2 separate regions of the Homo sapiens genome follow, and region 2 is linked to region 1. A link is an interaction called in ENCODE POLR2A ChIA-PET data of the cell type or tissue named here. Cell type or tissue: GM12878. All regions are shown on one strand.

Region 1 (4,000 bases):
TCATTTTTAGATGGTAGAGAAAGTTTCCAAAGCATTATCTTTTCTTAATATAAAAAACTTGCTAAGATTTTCAGAACTGGCTTGTTTTTCCTTCCCAACACTTCCTTAAAGTAGAGTGACTATCTTATTTCAATCTGTGTGCCTGTGATATAAAGACAGATTTAGGCTTGAACTCTGAGCTCAAATCTGCAGTGTAATAAATATTTATTAAGAGCCTCCTATGTTAAGGCTCTGTGCTGGTGAATAAAGCAGACACTGTTCCTACCCTTGAGGAACTGTCTAGTGAGGGAGACAGATAAATAAACATAATTCCATTTGAATATGATAAGTATTAAGATAAAGATATGTTCAGGGTATGAAAGCAGCATAGAGGAAGGGCATTTAACACAAGGACATGGTTGGAAGCGAGGAAGTCAGAAAAGGTTTTATTTTTTTGCTTAGCTGAACTTCCTGAGCTTCATCAAATCATTCAATTGTAAAACTGAGATCATAAAAATACCTACTTTGTAGGGATATTGTGAGAATTTAATGAGATAACCTTTGTAAAGGGTCTAGCATATTACCTAGCACATAGTAGAATCTTGGTATTTGCTTATCCAAGAAAAATAATTTATTTGGACTTGGATTTTCAAACTGCTGATAACTTGTGATGCCTTAAAACCATTACTTTCTTGGGATTTTTTTTTTTTTTTGAGACAAAGTCTCGCTCTTGCCCCCCAAGCTGGAGTGAGATGGGGCGATCTTGGCTCACTGCTGCAACCTCCACCTCCTGAGTTCAAGCAATTCTCCAGCCTCAGCGCCCCCCCTCGCACCCCACCCCCAACCCTAGTAGCTGGGATTACAGGCATCCGCCACCATGCCCGGCTAATTTTTGTATTTTTAGTAGAGATGAGGTTTCACCATGTCGGCTAGGTTTGTTTAGAACTCCTGACCTCAGGTGATCCACTCGCCTTGGCCTCCCAAAGTGCTGGGATTACAGGCGTGAGCCACCATGGCTGGCTGCAGTATGTCTTAATATAAACATCCTTTAGGATGTAGTTACATCCATGGATAGAAGTACATTTGGACACTATTTCAAAGCCTCTCAAAGCCAAATAGGAATGTTTTGAAAAGCCATCTTAGCCTCAATTTCAGATATTAATTGAAGATGAAAATTAATTTCTGGCTGGGTGCTGTGGCTCACACTTATAATCCCAGCACTTTGGCAGGCCAAGGAGGGCAGATCACTTGAGCTCAGGAGTTTGAGACCAGCCTGGGCAACATGGTGAAACCCTGTCTCTCCCAAAAATACAAAAAATTAGCTGGGCATGGTGGTATGCACCCAGCTGGTCCCAGCTACTCAGGAGGCTGAGGTGGGAGGATTGTTTGAGCCCAGGAGGTGGAAGTTACAGTGAGCCGAGATCACACCACTGCACTCCAGCATGGGTGATGGGAAAAAAAAAAAAGAAAAAACCCTCATTTCTATTTTTTCAATTCAATTTTTTAAATGTACCATGAAAAAGAAACTATATTATGTGTTGGGTGCAGTGGCTCACTCCTGTAATCCTAGCCCTGTGGGAGGCTGAGGTGGGCGGATCACCTGAGGTCGGGAGTTCAAGACCAGCCTGACTGCCATGGAGAAACCCCGTCTCTACTAAAAATACAAAAAATTAGCCAGGTGTGTTGGTGCATGCCTGTAATCCCAGCTACTTGGGAGGCTGTGGTAGGAGAATCGGTTGAATCTGGGAGGCGGAGGTTGCAGTGAGCTGAGATCCCGCCATTGCACTCAAGCCTGAGCAACAAGAGTGAAACTCCGTCTCAAACAAAAAAAAAAAAAAAAAGAAAAAAGGAACTGATACTTACAACAGTGACTCTTTAGGGGATTATAGTAACATTTATTTTACAGTTTAAGAAGGGCTTTTCATCTATAGTGTAGAAACAGATTTTCATATTTAATCTTCACAGGTAAAAAAGAGGACCAAAAAAAGAAGCTACTAAATCTGGCAACTTCAGAAGAACTCTGGTGACCTTAGGAATGGCAAAATCAATAGGATAATAGGAATGGAAAACAGATTAGGTGAGATGAGAGGCTTAAGAGGTAAAGAAACAGGGTGCTAATTCTAGTCCTGGAGGAGTTCCAATTTCCTAGGCATTTTGATATTAAGAAGGGGATCCTGGCCGGGTGCGGTGGCTCATTCCTGTAATCCCAGTGCTTTGGGAGGCGGAGGCAGGTGGATTGCTTGAGGTCAGGAGTTCGAGACCAGCCTGGCCAACATGGTGAAACCCCATCTCTACTAAAAATACAAAAAATTAGCCAGGCATCATAGTGTGTGCCTATAATCCCAGTTACTCAGGTGGCCAAGGCAAGAGAATCTCTTGAGTCCAGGAGGCAAAGGTTGCAGTGAGCCAAGATTGAACTACTGCACTCCAGCCTGGGCGACAGAGCGAGACTCTGTTTCAAAAAAAAAAAAAAAAAAAAAGGATCCCTAGAAAGTGAGCACAAGTACTTTCACCTATAAGTTACAAATGAGTTTTCTGTCTTATTAATTACATCCTTATAAATTTGTTTCAATACAATTACAACCCTGAGAAAGAGACAAAGCAAAAAATCCTACTAGTTGCCTGTATAAAACATCACTCACAAGACTGTTATCAGTATCCAGAAGCATATTTTCCTACAACTTAAAAAAAAGTGTTGGCTTGGTACAGTGTCTCATGCTTGTAATACCAGTGCTTGGGGAGGCTGAGGTGGAGGATCACAAAGCCAGGAGTTTGAGATCAGCCTGGGCAACATAGTGAGACCCTACCTCTACAAAAAATTAGAATTGGCTGAGTGTGATAGCCTCTGCCTGTAATCCCAGCTACTTGGGAGGCTGAGGTGGAAGTATTTCTTGATCCCAGGAGTTTGAGTTGCAGTGAGTTATGATCACACCACTGTATTCCAGCCTAGGGGACAGTGAGATCCTGTCTCAAAGTAAATCAATAAAAATAAATTTGGCCTGGGCGTGGTGGCTCATGTCTATGGTCCCAGCACTTTGGGAGGCCGAGGCAGGTGGATCACTTGAGGTCAGGAGTTTGAGACCAGCCTGGCCAACATGGTGAAACCCTGTCTCTACAAAAGTAGAAAAATTAGCCGGGCGTGGTGGTGCGCGCCTGTAGTCTCAGCTACTTGGGAGGCTGAGGCAGAAGAATTGAGTGAACCCAGGAGGCAGAGGTTGCAGTGAGCTGAGATCGCACCACTGCACTCCAGACTGGGCAACAGAGTGAGACACTTTCTCAAAAAACAACAACAAAAAATTTTAAAAGTATCAAAAACTCAAAGCAAAGGTAGCTACTATGGAAATTAAAATTTTACGTAATTATTAAATATTAAATATAATAAAATAATAGCTATCACTGATTTCTTTTCATCAGCTAGGAATTAAGGTGTTAAGCACTTTATCTCATTCAGTCCTCTAACTCTGAGGATCAACAGGTCTTGGTTTGGATGTAAAAGAAAATAGGGAATCAAGGATAACCCTTAAATTTTCTTCTTGAGCAATGATGGAGTCTCGCTCTGTCACCGAGGCTGGAGTGCAGTGGCATGATCTCAGCTCACTGCAATGTCTGCCTCCCAGGTTCAAGCGATTCTCCTGCCTCAGCCTCCTAAGTAACTGGCATTACAGGCACCTGCCACCATGCCCGGTTAATTTTTTGTATTTTTTTTAAGATGGAGTCTCATTGTGTCGCCTAGGCTGGAGTGCAGTGGCACGGTCTTGGCTCACTGCAAGCTCGCCTCCCGGGTTCATGCCATTCTCCTGCCTCAGCCTCCCGAGTAGCTGGGACTACAGGCGCCCACCACCATGCCTGGCTAATTTTTTGTATTTTTAGTAGAGATGGGGTTTCACCGTGTCAGCCAGGATGGTCTCAATCTCCTGACCTCGTGATCCGCCTGCCTTGGCCTCCCAAAGTGCTGGGATTACAGGTGTGAGCCACTGTGCCCGGCCAGTTTTTTGTATTTTTAGTAGAGACAGGGTTTCAC
Region 2 (4,000 bases), 370 kb before region 1:
GACAGATGGCCTGACCTCAGAGGAGGAGGAAGGGTTCAGGAACAGTAGTAGGGATTTAGAGAATGGTGTTTGAGGTGTAGGATAGTGGGCAGCCCCCTTCCTGATTTAGAAGCAGCAGCAGCATGGGTTGAGGCAAGGGGTGGGGTGGGGTGTCAGGTTTCACCTGGGGCCGAATTTAGATGGAAATTCTTTGGCCTGAAATGTTTGAAGCTTTATCCTCAGGTAGTAAGGAACCACTGAAGAGTTTGAAGCAGTGAAATCTGTCAGATTTGTACTTTTAAAAATCTCACATCAAAGCCTGGCCTGGTGGCTCACACCTGTAATCCCAGTACTTTGGGAGGCCGAGGCAGGAGGATTGCTTGAGCCCAGGAGTTTGACACCAGCCTGGGCAACGAAGCAAGACCCCACCTCTACAAAAAATAAACAAATATAAAAATAAAAATTAGGTGGGCATGGTGGCATGCACCTGTAGTCCCAGCTACTCAGGAGGCTGAGGTGGGAGGATCACTCGAGCCCAGGCGATTGAGGCTGCGGTAAGTTATGATTGTGCCACTGCACTCCAGCCTGGGTGACAGAGCAAGGCCCTGTCTCAAAAATAAAAATAAAAATAAAAAATCTCACATCACTGTGGAGTTTAGGCTGGGGCAAGCCCGAAGACCAGTGGAGGCTGTTGCAGTAATCCATATGCGGAACAAGGGTGTGAAACTGAAATAGCGGCAGTGGAGGTGAAGACAGACAGACTGATCTCAGGGAAATTTAGGACATGTAATTGGCAGGAGCTGGCAACAGTTCAGATGAGGGCAAGGGAGAGGAATAAGTCAAAGACAACTTTTGGCTGACTAGGAGGGTGGTGACCCAAGCACTGAAATAGGACCAACACAGGGCAAGGGGCAGGTGTGAGTTGATGAGTTCAGTTTGGGACCTGTTGACTTGAGGAGCCTGTGACACATACCAGTGAAGAGTCTGCCGGTCACTTAAGTACATAAAGAGATCTGGAGCTCAGGTGGGAGGCCCAGACTGAGGAGACGGATTTGAGAGTCGTGCGCCTATAAATGTAATTTGAAGTGATGGGGTGAATGAGGTCACCCAGGGATTACAAAGCATGAGAAGAGAACTAAGAACGGGAAAACGACCTGCAAAGGCACTATCCTGCAATGGCAACTGAGGATTCAGAGAGTCTGGAGTAGAACCAGGGGATTCTGGGGTTAGGAAAAGAGTCATTCACAATCCATCAGAGAGACCAAGCACGCTGGGACGGTGAGCTAAACCACTAAATCTGACAACAGGAGATTATTGGTGACACCTTGGAGCACAGAGGAGAACAGGATCCATGCCCTTGGCTTAGTGGGGAAAAACCTGGACTTTGGAGTTATATGCAGATCTAAGTTCAAATCCCATTCCCATCCCTATTTGAGACCTTCAATAAATGAGCAAACCCTTCTAAACCTTAGTTTCTTCATCTGAAAGTTGTGGATAATGATGACCTCCTGAGGATCTTAAGAGGATTAAAACAAAGAATTTAGGCAGGGTGCGGTGGCTCACACCTGTAATTCCAGCACTTTGGGAGGCCAAGGTGGGAAGATAGCTTGAGGCCAGGAGTTTGAGATCAGCCTAGGCAACACAGAGAGACCCCATCTCTATAAACAAAAACAACCACAGAGAGAGAGAGAGAGTGTGTGAGTGTGTGTGCGTATGGTGTGTGGATAGCTCTTAATCAACACTCAAAAAATGTCAGTTTCTTCTCCCTGCCTTCATTCCTTCTGCCTTCACCAGGAAACACAGCTAACATCACTTTTTCCTTAGCGGTCAACAAGCTTAGATACAATTTATCCCAGCAACTGACTCTTGAAATTGACACATTTTGGTCTTTTTTCCACTGTTTTCATCTTATTAATTATTTTTAAAAATGGTAGTTAATGGGTCTTTTTTTACCCTCATCAAGCTTACTATTAAAGAAAGGTTGAGATAAATAATACATGACTGGAGGCTCTTAATTAAATATACTTAATGTCTTTTATCTCCCCCTACTTCTGAAAAACCTTAGTGACATAACCCCGCTGAAGAAATATAAAAAAGCATTCAGTCACAAAAGTTCATGGAAGGAGGCAACAGGAGATGAAAGAATTCAACAAATATTTGGAAGGCAGAAGGCAGGTGCAGGGAGGCTAACCGGCTTGAAGCAGAGGAAATTGCAAGCAACTGCCAACAAGGGGAGCTTACCAACAAGAAACCAGTCAATTCAGCCAGTTTGACCTCTAAGAGGCTTAATGCTTGAAAGCACAAATTACCACTGAAGGTCAGAAATGAGGTATGGAGCCCAACCTAGGGGGATTCACTGACCTCTGTGTGCAGAGCACTTGCCTGCACTCCAGACCCTCAACCGCCAAGAAAGAAATGACTCTAAACTTTCTTGCTGCATGAAGAGGAAGGAAGTTGGACTCTGTAGGCCTCCTTGCACAGGGACCTCAGGCAGGGCTTGAAGGGCAGGAATGAGACATAGAGTTGAAAACTGATGAGTAGAGGGAAGGTCTACACACAGCATTGTGTGAGCCCTTCCCCCACCTGACTCCCAACATGCCATGGCGAGGTGTCTGTAATAGCACCCCTGCTCTCTCACCCTCCCTGGGAAAGTAGGAAAGTCTTCTCCAGAGACCCTGATATCTCTATGAGGGTGTTAAAAAAAAACAAACAAGCTTCCACTGACTGACATTTATGAATTCCCCAGTGAGAAGACTAGTTGCCTAATAAATATCCAAACACTGAAGGATACAGTGATTTAAAGAGCCCACCAAGGGCCTACTATAGTAAATTAAAAAAGACCTTCACCAAAGCATATCATTATACAACTTCAGAAAGGTTTCAAAATCATCAGGAGTGAAAAAAATAGACAAAGGCACAGGAATCAGAATGACTTCAGATTTCTCATCAGTAACAGCAACTGGGGAGGGTGAATCTGAGGGAAGCTTTTTTTTTTTTTCGAGACAGGGTCTTGCTGTGTTGCCCAGGCTGGAGTGCAGTGGCGGGATCATAGATCACTGCAGCCCCGACCTGGTCTCATTCGATCTTCCCACCTCAGCCACCTTAGCCTCCCAAGTAGCTGAAACTACAAGTGTGTGTCACTATACCTGGCTAATTTGGGGGTGAGGGGATGGAGGTCTCACTGTGTTGCCCAGGCTGGTCTCAAACTCCTGGGCTCAAGTGATCCTCCTGCCTCAGCCTCCCAACATACTGGGATTATAGGCATGAGCCACCATACCTGGCCAGATAGCTTATTTCTTTTTTTTTCTTTTTTTTTTTTGAGACAGAGTCTCACTCTGTCACCAGGCTGGAGTGCAGTGGCACAATCTCGGCTCACTGCAACCTCCACATCCTGGGTTCAAGTGATTCTCCTGCCTCAGCCTCCTGAGTAGCTGGGACTACAGGCACGCGCCACCACGCCCAGCTAATTTTTGTATTTTTAGTAGAGACGGGGTTTCACCATGTTGGCCAGGATGGTCTTGATCTCTTGACCTCGTGATCTGCCTGCCTCGGCCTCCCAAAGTGCTAGGATTACAGGCGTGAGCCACCGCGCCCGGCCCAGATAGCTTATTTCTAACGCGGAGTTATATACCCAGCCAATCCAACATGTGGTCAAAAACAATATTTTTAGACTTTCCAGGACAAAACAAGGGAGTACACAAAGAAGGAAGAAGATGTGAGAGACAGGAAATGGGCATCCGTCAGAAAAACTCGGCAAGAGGAAATCCCAGGACAACATTTGCATACTGGCCTTAGTGAGCAACCAGTCTAAACTATAGTAGAAAGAGATCTGTGGGACAGAGGTTTCCAGGGAAAAGATGGAATTAATCAGTTACAGATTGAACATTTGGAAAAATAATCACTACATATTTGGGACATTTGGAATGAAATAGCCCTTGGTACTTCAAACCAAACAATAGGAAAAAAATGACAATTATTAACTCCAGGTAAAACCAAACTGTAAGAAAAAAATGTAATAGTA

Evidence for each region. ChIA-PET counts read pairs that join two places held together with the same protein. Peaks named below come from ENCODE experiments on the same cell type or tissue, not always from the same donor. Only the 100,000 strongest peaks of a DNase experiment are listed, where the experiment ranks them.
Region 2: POLR2A ChIA-PET joins it to region 1 with 7 read pairs; 1 of 35 experiments calls an interaction of 5 or more read pairs at or near these places.

What each region holds. Positions count from the first base shown.
Region 1 is chr1:45,051,325-45,055,324 of GRCh38, forward strand. The region is part of intron 4 of ZSWIM5 (zinc finger SWIM-type containing 5); the gene reads right to left. Among named protein-coding and RNA genes, the nearest start is that of UROD, 41 kb to the left of the region's middle. In GM12878, no CTCF peak of the experiment used is centred here; a DNase peak (open chromatin) is centred at 1,967; H3K4me3 peaks cover 687 bases; H3K27ac peaks cover 2,635 bases.
Region 2 is chr1:44,682,349-44,686,348 of GRCh38, forward strand. All of the region lies in intron 1 of ARMH1 (armadillo like helical domain containing 1), which reads left to right. Among named protein-coding and RNA genes, the nearest start is that of ARMH1, 9.6 kb to the left of the region's middle. In GM12878, no CTCF peak of the experiment used is centred here; a DNase peak (open chromatin) is centred at 2,303; H3K27ac peaks cover 1,939 bases.